Linked DNA regions of Homo sapiens: region 2 is linked to region 1. The links are chromatin contacts, found by Hi-C or POLR2A ChIA-PET in ENCODE. All regions are on one chromosome and are shown on one strand. The core of a region is the stretch at or near the end of the contact, and the rest is flanking DNA. Distances in the headings are between cores, read along the strand shown.

Region 1 (6,667 bases), core at 989-3,488:
GAATGGACTCCTGAAGTTTACAGTCTTAAAGTCTAAAGATTATTGGCCAGGCGCGATGGATCACGCCTGTAATCCCAGCACTTTGGGGGGCTGAGGCAGGTGGATCACAAGGTCAGGAGTTCAAGACCAGCCTGGTCAAGATGGTGAAACCCCATCTCTACTAAAAATACAAAAAAATTAGCCGGGCGTGGTGGTGGGCGCCTGTAATTCCAGCCACTCGGGAGGCTGAGGCAGAGAACTGCTTGAACCTGGGAGGCAGAGGTTGCAGTGAGCCAAGATCACACCACTGCACTCCAGCCTGGGTGACAGAGCAAGACTCGTCTGGAAAAAAAAAAAAAAAGATTACCTTGCAATCAACTCTTTGGTGCATTTCTTACAAAATACAACAACAAAACAGGCTGGGCATGGTCACTCATGCCTATAATCCCAGCACTTTAGGAGGCCAAGGTGGGAGGATCACTTGAGCCCAGGAGTTCGAGACCAGCCTAGGCAACATTGTGAAACCTCCATGTCACAAAAAAGTTTAAAAGGTTAGTGTAGTTGGCCGGGTACTGTGGCTCACACCTGTAATCCCAACACTTTGGGAGGCTGAGGCAGGCGGATCACGAGGTCAGGAGATCGAGACCAACCTGGCTAACATGGTGAAACCCCCATCCCTACTAAAAAATACAAAAAATTAGCCGGGCGTGGTGGGGGGCGCCTGTAGTCCCAGCTACAGGGAGGCTGAGGCAGGAGAATGGCGTGAACCTGGGAGGTGGAGCTTGCAGTGAGCTGAGATCGCACCACCGCACTCCAGCCTGGGCGACAGAGGGAGACTCTGTCTCAAAAAAAAAAAAAAAGAAAGAAAAAAGGATAGCGTAGTTGTCACACTCATTGTCCCAGCTACTCAGGAGGCTGAGGTGGAAGGACTGCTTGAGCCTGGGAGATGGAAGCTGCAGTGAGCTATGATTACCACTGCCACTGCACTCCAGAGTGGGCAACAAAGCAAGACCTTGTCTCAAAAAACAAAAAACAAACAAACAGAAAACAGCAGTTTGAGATACCAAGTAATACAGTAATAATTAACATATTAAGAAGAAAATTTTCACTAAAAGATTGCCAACAAGACTTCTTAGAAGCACATCATGACGTAGAATGGTTGATATAAGTGTTTATTACCAGGCGTGGTAGCTCACGCCTGTAATCCCAGCACTTTGGGAGGCTGAGACCATTCTGGCTAACATGGTGAAACCCCATCTCTACTAAAAATACAAAAAATTACCCGGGCGTGGTAGCGGGCATCTGTAGTCCCAGCTACTCGGGAGGCTGAGGCAGGAGAATGGCGTGAACCTGGGAGGCGGAGCTTGCAGTGAGCCGAGATCACGCCACTGCACTCCAGCCTGGGGGAGAGAGCGAGACTCCGTCTCAAAAAAAAAAAAAAAAAAAAGAGAGCGTTTATTAAGCATACATCCCCAGATAAACTGATTTTTTTTCTGGTAGCAATAGGGAGAAATCACTTCGCAAAAATGTAAGTATTTAAAAAAAAAAAAAAAAAGATTGGCCGGGCACGGTGGCTCATACTTGTAATCCCAGCACTCTGGGAGGCCGAGGAGGGTAGATCATCTGAGGTCAGGAGTTCGAGACCAGCCTGACCAACATGAAGAAACCCCGTCGCTACTAAAAATACAAAATTAGCCAGGCGTGGTGGCTCATGCCTGTAATTCCAGCTACTCGGGAGGCTAAGGCAGGAGAATGGCTTGAACCCAGAAGGCGGAGGTTGCGGTGAGCCGAGATGGCGCCACTGCACTCCAGCCTGGGCAACAAGAGTGAAACGCTGTCTCAAAAAAAAAAAAAAAAAAAAGATTAGTGGGCGCATCCCTGGGAGAGTAAGCAAGTTATGTATTCGGCTTTTGTGGGCAATCAATCATTCTGGTAACACAAACATAAGGCAAAGTAGACCCAGATTTCTATATATTTTCCTCTAAAGTACTTTTAAGTTACAATTTCAGACTTAAAGAGAAAGGTTCCAAGCTCAGTCTTGTCCTTTTTTAAAGCTGCAAGTATTATAATTTAAAACTCTGAAATGTATTCACTTAAACACGTTCCTGTCACTATTAACAACAACGCTCCATTATCCACTTTTGGTACTGTCTCCAGATGATTTTTAATCCCTGCCTGACTTCTCCCTACCAACAAGTACTTGGATACCATCTTTACCCCGCCTGCCCCCACTACTTGGTTGTGCCTAGGGAATTATAATTACAGCAATCCCGCCTTTAGAACATCCTCAGAGCACAAAGCTTCTTTGTATAATGGTGGAGGGAGGGTGCCCTCCAGGCTCCACAGAAAAGAGTGGGTGGTAGCAACAGAGGAAGAGGAACTGGAGCCACTATGGTGGCCCTCAGTTCTAGTTCAATATCGTTTGTGGGAATTTACTTGTAATGACCAGCCAGGGTTCTGTTGAGCTTCTGCATCTCCTCCCATGTGGGGGTGGAGAGAAGCAGGGCTTATCTTGGCAGATGGGCACAATCACCATGCCCAGAAGACCAGGGAGCAGAAGGAAGCAAGAAATTTGGGAGAAAAGCAAGCAATAACTGTCTTGAATTGCACCCCTCTATGCGATTCTCAAGACCTTAAGTGAGGAAGTTTTGACAACAAAAGCTATCATCCTAATTAACCAGTGGTTGGTATTGGCATTACTGGCACTCAGTAGATGCTCAAAGATGTATTGAGGTGGCAATAAAAATCTACATAGGAAGACAAATCTATAAAAAAAAAAGTTTTAATAAGATAGCACAAAAGCCAAATGAAAAATACTTTTTATTAATTATGAGTCCCAGCCGGGCATAGTGGCTCATTCCTGTAGTAATCCTAGCACTTAGGGAAGTCAAGGCAGGAGGATTACTTGAGCTCAGGAGTTCAAGACCACCATGGGCAACATAGCAAGACCCTGTCTCTTTAAGTATGAGTTCCAACTTTTCTCTATCTGTAAATGTGAATTTTTATTTTTTTATTTTTTTGAGATGGAGTCTCACTCTGTCGCCCAGGCTGGAGTGCAGTGGCGTGATTTCGGCTTACTGCAAGCTACACCTCCCAGGTTCAAGTGATTCTCCTGTCTCAGCCTCCCGAGTAGCTGGGCCTACAGGTTCACACCACCACACCCAGCTAAGTTTTGTATTTTTAGTAGAGACAGAGTTTCACCATGTTGCTCAGGCTGGTCTCAAACTCTTGAGCTCAAGTGATCCACCTACCTCAGCCTCCCAAAGTGCTGAGATTACAGACGTGAGCCACTGCGACTGGCCCTGTAAATGTGATTATTAAATGAATACCTGTTTTACTTTCTGCCTACTCTACTTCTGTTTAGTCTGAGAAACTGCTCACTTTTTAGTTCTCTGACAATAAAACAAATTTCAACAGAAGGTCAGCATGCAGCATCTGCAGCCACTAAAATCCAAGGTGCAGAAGCAGAATGGACAGCCAACTTTTCAACTCCAAGAACATCCCAAAAGCACTACAAATTGTCCTACTACCTAACTGCTTGCTATTCTATGTATACAGTTTTTTTCTTTTTCTTTTTTTTTTTTTTTTTTTTTGAGACAGGGTCTCACTCTGTTCCCCAGGCTGGAGGGCAGTGGCACCATCTCAACTCACTGCAATCTCCGCCTCCCAGGCTCAAGCGATTCTCGTGCCTCAGCCTCTCAAGCAGCTGAAATTACAGGCAAGTGCCACCACACCCAGCTAATTTTTGTATTTTTAGTAAAGACAGGGTTTCACCATGTTGCCCAGGCTGGTCTCAAACTCGAGCTCAAGTTATCCACCCGCCTTGGCCTCCCAAAGTGCTGGGATTACAGGGGTGAGCCGCCACGCCCGGCCCCTTCCATGTATATATTTGGTCCTCTTACTACTACTTCCCTACATTTCTCAACAAAGTCAAAGGATCAGTATATACACCAAAACTCACAATATCTCACTCTCTTATTTCTATACATATTTTACCACAAAAGCAGAAAATGCAGTGATAGCTTTTTTTCTTCTCTTTCTTTTTTTTTTTTTTTTGAGACAGAGTCTTGCTCTGTCACCCAGGCTGGAGTGCAATGGTGCAATCTCGGCTCATTGCAACCTCCGCCTCCTGGGTTCAAGCGATTCTCCTGCTTCAGCCTCTCAAGTAGCTGAGATTACACGTGCGTGCCACCACGCCCAGCTAATTTTTGTATTTTTAGTAGAGGCAGGGTTTCACCATGTTGGTCAGGCTGGTCTCAAACTCCTGAGCTCAGGTGATCCACCCGCCTCGACCTCCCAAAGTGCTGGGATTACAGGCATGAGCCACCACACCAGCTAGTGATAGCTTTTGATAGCGTAACTATTGATAAACCCCAATATACTCCCATCATTCTACTCTTCCACCTGTCCAACATCACTGCAGTTAACTGTTCTCAGCAGTCCCAAGAACAGCGCTAATATCCATTTAAGTAGAACAGGAAAAAAACTGAAACCAGTCTGGGTAAGGCCTGCAGGTAAGAATTGTTTATTTCCCTTCTGTGGGCAAAAGACCACTTTTGTTAAACATCTTTAGTTTTTTAACATATAATTTCTTTCAAAAAATTACTCCAAGACAGCAGCATAAGCAAATTGAAACTTCCTATCCCACCACCCTCAATCATGTTTAAAAATAATAATAAAAAAGACAACAGAAACCACTTCAAATGTATCTTTCCCTTGAGCCCCCAGAACAGCATTCATCCACGACAACTGTCCTGAAAAACTCTGCCATTATTTCCAAAAGCAGTAGGAAGTCCGGTCTTGTCCTTGGTTTGTACTCCCCCCTCCTCTCTCTCCAAGAAAAAATGAAACAGCAGGAAGCGTAAACAACCACTTAATGGAAAATACAAATGGGTAAATATTTTCAAAATTAGCTAAAAAGCCTCAGGTCTTCAGGAATGCTAGTGCAGGGGGAAATAGGAAGAGAAAAATAACTGCATTTACCCCTTCAAGTGAGCACTGTAAGAAGACAAGCGCAAATGTGGCACATAGGTACTATACTTTCTCTCCTCCATTTACCAGATACTTTTGTCTTTTTTTTTTTTTTTTTTTTTTGAGACGAAGTTTCGCTCTTGTTGCCCAGGCTGGAGTGCAATGGTGCAATCTCAGCTTACAGCAACCTCTGCCTCCTGGGTTCAAGCGATTCTCCTGCCTCAGCCTCCCAAGTAGCTGGGATTATAGGCATGTGCCACCACGCCTGGCTAATTTTGTATTTTTAGTAGAAACAGGCTTTCTCCACGTTGGCCAGGCTGGTCTCGAACTCCTGACCTCAGGTGATCCGCCCACCTCGGCCTCCCAAAGTGCTGGGATTACAGGTGTGAGCCACTGTGCCCAGACCTTTTTTTTTTTTTTTTTGAGACAGAGTCTCACTCTGTTGCCCAGGCTGGAGTGCAGTGGCGTGATCTCAGCTCACTGCAACCTCCACCTCCCGGGTTCAAGCGATTCTCCTGCCTCAGCCTCCAAAGTAGCTGGGATTACAGGCATGCGCCACCATGCCCAGCTAATTTTTCTATTGTTAGTAGAGACGGGGTTTCACCATGTTGGCCAGGCTGGTCTTGAACTCCTGACCTCAGGTGATCCACCCACCTCGGCCTCCCAAAGTGCTGGGATTATAAGCGTGAGCCACTGCGCCAGGCTGACAGTGGTATTTTCTAAATAGCTTATTCTGTACATATTTCTCCAGCCTCATAACAAAGTTTACTATTTTAAGCTGTGCTCTTTGGTTCAGCTGAGCATGGTGATGAAAAGCCCCTTCCCATGAAAAGTTCACATGGAGAACTCTTGAAGCCCCTAGGGCAAGCACTAACCCAGACCTCATGGTAAAGCCCACAATGCATATGGATGAAACTGTTAGTTACAGCTGGACTGACAGTTCCAAAGCTGCAGAGCAGTGCTAGATCACAGATCACCTTTGCGTGGATTAGAAAAGGTGCCCCTTCTCTGAGTGCACACAGTTCCACACCAGGTACTCATCTTGGTAAGTGGAGTACAGAATAGATTTCCACCCTCACTTGCCACCTGAAACAGGTATCCTTTTGCTGGGTGCAATCTCTATGGTCCTACACAGCAGCACCGTTAAGAAGTGTACCGGCCAGGCACGGCTGTTCACGCGTGTAATCCCAACACTTTGGAAGGCCGAGGCAGGCTGATCACAGAGGTCAGGAGTTTGAGACCAGCCTGGCCAACATGGTGAAACCCCGTCTCTACTAAAAATATGAAAATTATCCGGGCATGGTGGCAGGCACCTGTAATCCCAGCTACTCGAGAGGCTGAGGCAGGAGAATCGCTTGAACCTGGGAGGTGGAGGCTGCAGTGAGCCGAGATTGCGCCACTGCACTCCAGCCTGGGCAACAAGAGCGAAACTCTGTCTCAAAAAAAAAGAAAAGCGTACCTGGGCAATGCTGCACCTCCAAAGTGGGTTTCCAGATAGAGGAACCTTAACAAAGACAAACAGGCACTTCACAAATTTCACTATCAGAAAGCCTCAGATTTGTTAACATAAATTCATTCATAAACACATCAGGACTAAGGAAGAAAGGTCTAGTAGAGAAGGAAAACTAGCAAATTTTGGAGAAAGGACACTCTTCCATCTTGAGGGATAATCAGTTGTCTCCTAAAGACCTTAATCTCTGACCATAGGTTCAGACGG
Region 2 (6,108 bases), core at 2,360-4,859, 940 kb after region 1:
GTTGAGTTCCAGATACCTGAGGATGCTCAGGTGGAGGAGGCAGGAGAGAGGCGGCTTATGGCTCTGAAGCTGGGTGATGGGGGCTGGAGCTGCTCACTCCAGAGTCATCAGCGTAGAAGCGCAGCCTGGGAGACACCTGAGCGATGAAGGGGCAAGGCCACAGCTAAGGCAGGGGAATTGATATTTAGTGTGCAAGGATTCAAAATGACAGCAAGAAAAGAAGTGTTTTAGAGACTATTACTATTATTATTATTGAGACAGAGTCTTACTCTGTTGCCCAGGCTGGAGTGCAGGGGTGCAATCATAGCTTACTGTAACCTTGAACTCCTGGGCTGAAGTGATACTCCGGCCTCCGCCTTCCGGGACTCAGCCACCACAACCAGCTAACTTTTAAATTTTTCTGTAAAGACAGGGTGGGGGAGCCTCCCTATATTGCCCATGCTGGTCTTGAACTCCTGACCTCAAGCAGTCCTCCAGCTTTAGCCTCCCAAAGTGCTGGGATTACAGGAATCAGCCACCAAACCTGGCCAAATGCTATTTTTATTTATTTTATTTTATTTATTTATTTTTGAGACGGAGTTTTTTTGTTTGTTTGTCTTTTGTTTTCTTTTGAGACAGAGTCTCGCTCTGTCGCCCAGGCTGGAGTAAAGTGGCGTGATCTTGGCTCACTGCAACCTCCACCCCCTGGGTTCAAGCAATTTCCTGCCTCAGCCTCCTGAGTAGTTTGGATTATGGGCACCTGCCACCAAGCCTGGCTAATTTTTTTGTATTTTTAGTAGAGACGGGGCTTTACCATGTTGGCCAGGCTGGTCTCGAACTCCTAAGCTCAGGTGATCCACCCGCCTCAGCCTCCCAAAGTGCTGGGATTACAGGCGTGAGCCACCGCGCCTGGCCAAGTGCTATTTTTAAATGAATGTTTTCTTTATTTTGAGGGTAGATAATAAATGCACAAGATGCAAATTCCCAAAGGGTGAAAATTGTGTCTCTCTTACTCTGTCCCAGTTCACCAGGTCTTCTCCCCAGAGGCAGCCACTGTCCCCAGTTTCTTCTTTTTTCTTTTTCTTTTTTTTTTTTTTTTTTTGTTAGAGACAGGGTCTCACTCACTCTGTTGCCCAGGCTGGAGTGCAGTGGCACAATCACAGTTCACTGCAGCCCCAGCCTCCCAGGCTCAAGCAATCTTCCTACTTCAGTTTCCCAAGTAACTGGGACTACAGGTGTACACCACTACGCCTGGGTAATTAAAAAAAAATTTTTTTTTGTAGAGACAGGGTCTCGCTATGTTGCCCAGGCTTGTCTCAAACTCCTGGGCTCAAGCAATGCTCCTGACTCAGCCTCCCAAAGTGCTGGAATTACAAACCATGAGCCACTGCACCTGGCCTGTTCCCAAAGAAACAAGAAAGATGTTTCTTGTACATCTTTCCAGGGATATTTAACACACAGAAATAGGTGGCCAGGTGTCGTGGCTCACGCCTGTAATCCCAGAACTTTGGAAGTGGATCGCTTTGAGCCCAGGTGTTCGAGACAAGCCCGGTCAACATAATGAAACCCTGTCTCTACAAAAAATACAAAACATTAGCTGGGTGTGGTGGCACATGCCTGTGGTCCCAGCTGCTCAGGAGGCTGAGGCGGGAGGATCATTGGAGCACAGGAGGTAGAGGTTGCAGTGAGCCAAGATTGCACCATTGCCCTCCAGCCTAGATAACAGACTGAGATCCTGTCTCAAAAAAAAAAAAAAAAAAAAAAAAAAAAGAATAGGCATATACTTTCTCCTATAAATGGTAACATATGCACTTTGCATCACCCTGTTTTCTCACTGGACAGTACATCTTGGAGATCATTCCACACTGGTACGCACAGAGCTGCCTCACTCTTTTGATTGATGCAGAGTATTTCACTGTGGGAATGAAGCATACGTAATGAACAGTCCCCTATGAGTGGACCTTTAGGTTGTTTCCCATATTTTACTATTCCAACAATGCCACAATGAAGAGCCTTTGGCAGATGGCATTTTGCACATGTGTGAACGCGTCTGTAAGGTAAATTCCTAAAAGCAAAATTTCTGGGTCAAAAAAGATGTGCAGTCTAAACTTTGATAGCTACTGCCAAACTTTCTTATTGAAGTTGCTGATTTACACTCCTACCAGCAACGTATGAAAGCACCTGGTTCCCCAATGTATTATTTTTTACATTGGTATCTTGCTGTAATTTTAATATGCAGTTCTTTTGTGAGTCAAGTTGAGCACTTTTCATCTTTTGTTTTTTTTTTTTGTTTGTTTTGTTTTTTTTTGTTTTAGATGGAGTCTCACTCTGTCACCCAGGCTGGAGTGTAGTGATGGGATCTCGGCTCACTGCAACCTCCATCTCCTGGACTCATGAGCAATTCTCCTGCCTCAGCCTCCTGAGTAGCTGGAATTACAGGCATGTGCCACCATGCCCACCTAATGTTTGTATATTCAGTACAGACAGAGTTTCACCATGTTGGCCAGGCTGGTCTCAAACTTCTGACCTCAAGTGATCCGCCTGCCTCGGCCTCCGAAAGTGCTGGGATTACAGGCATGAGCCACCGCGCCCAGCCATACATTTAAAGGCCATTTTCTTTTCTATAAACTGTCCATTGATATCCTTTGCTTATTCAGATAAGCTGGGCATCTTTGTCTTAGGAACTATTTGTGCAATAAGTAAATCAACCCCTTGTCTATAAAATGAGTTGCAAATATATGGTATTTTTCCCGGTTTGTTGTCTTATGATTTTGTTAATTTTTTTTTTTTAAGATAAACATAAGCCTGGTATTTCCAGGCACCTGGTATTTCCAGGCAGTCTCCCATACAAGCCCTAACCAGGCTTAGTTTCCAAGATCAGATGCATTCAGGATGGTACGGTTAATTTTTCAATGGAGAATTAGTTGTACTCTTATGGCTTCTGGCTTTCGCACACATAGCGTATCACTTATTTATTGCTGCATAAAGAATTACTCCAAAATTGAACGGCTTAGAGCAACAGCAGTCAGTGCATTATCATCTCTTATGGTTCCGGGGTTGACTGGGCTCAGCCAGTGATTCTCCTAAAGGCTCTTTCTTGCAGTTTTAGCTGTAGTCAGGTGGGAGTTGGCCTGGAGTCACCCGAAGGCTTCCTCACTCATACCTCTGGTCATTGACGGTGGCTGTGAGCCGGGCCCCTGGCTGTGCTGTTGGCCTGAACACCTACACGTGACCTCTCTGTGTGTCCTGGACTTCCTCACAGCCTGGAACCTGGGTTTCTACCCTGGGCCAACCCAAGAGACAGAAAAAGTGGGGGCTTTCAGTCTCTTAAGGCCTGAGCCTGTGGAAACAGGACCCTGAGCGTGTAGAAAAAGCAGGGCTCCCATGAGGCCTTGGACGGGATACTGCCCCCTCTCCCCCGGGGCCCTGATTCCCCAGTGGCACGAGGCGCACCCCCCCACACACACACAAGGACACTGTGTAGGGTCACTGTTACTGTCACTCCCCGAGCACGCACAGTCACCGCTCAGCCGCAACCCGGCGCTCCCTCTCGCGAAGCCACACCCCCTGCGCACGCCGCGCGCGACGTCTCTCCCGCCCACTCCAGCCTGGCCCCGCCCCGGCCCAGCTACATTCCCGGGCCAGCTTCTGTACTGCCAGGTCCGGGTCGGCGGCTGCACTGCGGATGAGACCGGTGCGACTCATGAAGGTGTTCGTCACCCGCAGGATACCCGCCGAGGGTAGGGTCGCGCTCGCCCGGGCGGCAGAGTAAGAGCCTCGCGCGCCGTGGAGGAGGGAGCAGGGCGGTCCCAGGGACCGGAGAGCCGGGCGGGGCGTTTGGGCCTTGTGGCCGGCTGGGGCAGGCTTGGAGTTTTGGGGAGTCTCGGAGAAAGTTCTCTGGGGCCCAGTTCTCCTCTTAAGACGACGCTGGGACCTGCAGTTCCGGCTTTGGAGAGGGGAGATTGCCCCTGAGGCAAGGTCCAGGCTAATTCTCCACGCTCCCACAGGACATGTGGGGTCAGGGACATGGCGGTCACTGACCAGGCCCTTGGACGTTTGGCAGGGGGCTTTGATGACTCTTCTTCTTTATATTTACTTATCTTTTTTTTTTTTTTTTTGAGACAGTCTCACTCTGCTGCACAGGCTGGAGTGCAGTGGCTCGATCGATCGTGGCTTACTGCAGCCTCGACTTCTTGGGCCCAATCAGTTCTCCCACCTGAGCCTCCCGAGTAGCTGGGACTACAGGCGCAAACAATCACTACCGGCTAATTTTCTGATTTTTTTTTTGTAGAGATGGGGGTCTCACTCTGTTGCTCAGGCTGGTCTCAAATTCCTGGGCTCAAGCAATCCTCTTGCCTCAGCCTCCCAAAGTGTTGGGATTACAGGTGTTAGTCACCATGACTGGCCTGAGGACCCTTTAATTTTTAAGACAGGGTCTCACTCTCATCCAGGCTGGAGTGCAGTGGCACCATTATACCTCACTGCAGCCTCAACCTCCTGGACTCAAGAGATACTTCCACCTCAGCCTCCCAAGTAGCTGGGACTACTACAGGCATGCACTACCATGCCTGGCTAATTTTTTATTTTTTTCAAAGACGAGGGTCTCACTGTGTTGCCCAGGCTGGTCCTGAACTCCTGTACGAAGGGATCCTCCCACCTCAGCCTCCCAAAGTGCTGGGATTACAGGCATGAACCACTGCACCTGGCCCACCCTTGCTAAATGGAACCCTTTTTGTGGGCCAACCTTGCCAGGTGCTTCATATACATAAACTTTTAATCCTGGTAGCACTGTGAAGTCAGTATTATAATTCCCATTGCACAGATTAAAAACTGGAGGCTGGACTTAGGGTTAAGTTTCTTCCCAAAGCCATGCAGCTCCCAGGTGGAGGAGCTGGGGCTTGTACTCAGAAGTGTCTGACTGCTGTCTGATCACTGCATTTGATCAGGTTTGTGTTTCCAATGTTAGATAGGAAGAGGATGCAATCCAGCCTCAGCAGCCAGTTCTAGGGGCATATGAGATTTTCAAATTTTGTTCACTGCAACAAAACCTTTGCCAAGGACCCACTTTGTACTGAGCAGGAGAAGGTGGAAGGCAGCAACCGCGCCCATGGTAACAGTAGCTCACGCTGTACCCTGCTCATGGGGAGGTGGATGAAAGGTGGTCAGTGCCCTGGGCTCAGTCAGGAGGTGCAAGTAGCTATCCTGTGTCCTGCCACATAGAGGCTCCACACGTGCTGACTGTACTGAATTCCATGGCAAGGGCCAGGAGGCACCGTGCATCACTGGGACAAATATCTGGTTGCTGTGAGCTGCCGTGGAAGCGTTGGGTGGCCTTGACCTTATCTTTCCTGGCCCAGTCCAACTATGAGAGTTTTCTATTTCATGGACTCCACGGACAGGAAGAGATGCAACAGGCCATTGAATCCAGGCCCCCCACCTGAGGCACACCCTGCCCCCCACGGGCCTTCCCTGCAGTTGGCCGCCTGCTTGGCCGCCCAGCCCCTGTGAATGTGGGAAAGCTCTTCTCTGTGCTGACCTGAGAGCTGTCCCCATGCCTTCCCCCTTGCAGCTTAGGCTCTGCTGGGGGGCCCCTCAGCCCTTCACCTGTCACCTGCTGTCTCGGGACAGTTCTGAGACCACCCCTGCCTGACCCTGCCTCCCCTCAGCCAGCCCCGGGCAGCCTGAGGCCAGGGCCATCAGAGGCCAGGATTCCCAGCTGGGAGGGGCGGGGACAGGTGTGCGGCTCCTGCTTCTCCTGAGGGCCTCCCTTTCCCCGCAGCTGTGAGGTGGAGCAGTGGGACTCGGATGAGCCCATCCCTGCCAAGGAGCTAGAGCGAGGTGTGGCGGGGGCCCACGGCCTGCTCTGCCTCCTCTCCGACCACGTGGACAAGAGGATCCTGGATGCTGCAGGTGCACACTGGGTGGGCAGGGGACTTGAGGGTGGCTTGGCCCTGTGGGCCCCTCAGCCTGTGCTGCTGGCTCCTGGCTGCTCTGCAGTGCTGTCTGGGTTCTGAGGGCGTTTCCTGCGATACCAGGCCCGAGCGGGCAGATAGCTTGCTCTGGCACAGGCACTGCCCCTCCCTCCTGCTGTGAACCCCTTGGCGGGGGACCCTAGGAGGGCAAAGACCG

What was found. A loop is a pair of places that touch in the nucleus more often than their neighbours do. ChIA-PET counts read pairs that join two places held with the same protein, here RNA polymerase II (POLR2A). Pooled maps may share reads with other maps.
Region 2: a loop to region 1 is called in a pooled map, with 2.2 times the contacts of the local background. The contact joins the promoter of GRHPR here to the enhancer-like site in region 1. A Hi-C loop is called at or near these places in 1 of 37 single-sample maps with no recorded cell type and 9 of 50 pooled maps. POLR2A ChIA-PET finds 5 or more read pairs at or near these places in 1 of 52 experiments (H1).

What each region holds. Positions count from the first base shown.
Region 1 is chr9:36,476,998-36,483,664 of GRCh38, forward strand. It overlaps a transcript of RNF38 not described here. Among named protein-coding and RNA genes, the nearest start is that of RNF38, 80 kb to the left of the region's middle. RefSeq lists a silencer at 5,571-5,750. Within about 2 kb of position 2,239, at least 2 of the 41 ENCODE cell types and tissues checked have a DNase peak (open chromatin) inside an H3K27ac peak, as active enhancers do.
Region 2 is chr9:37,419,087-37,425,194 of GRCh38, forward strand. It overlaps GRHPR (glyoxylate and hydroxypyruvate reductase), which reads left to right and starts at 3,610. Exons shown (of 9, transcript NM_012203.2): 1 at 3,610-3,747; 2 at 5,759-5,889. The coding sequence starts at 3,665. LOC105376035 (a long non-coding RNA gene) reads left to right here. Exons shown (of 4, transcript XR_007061479.1): 4 at 1-422. RefSeq lists enhancers at 2,956-3,581, 3,582-4,207, 5,882-6,108 and a silencer at 3,422-3,571.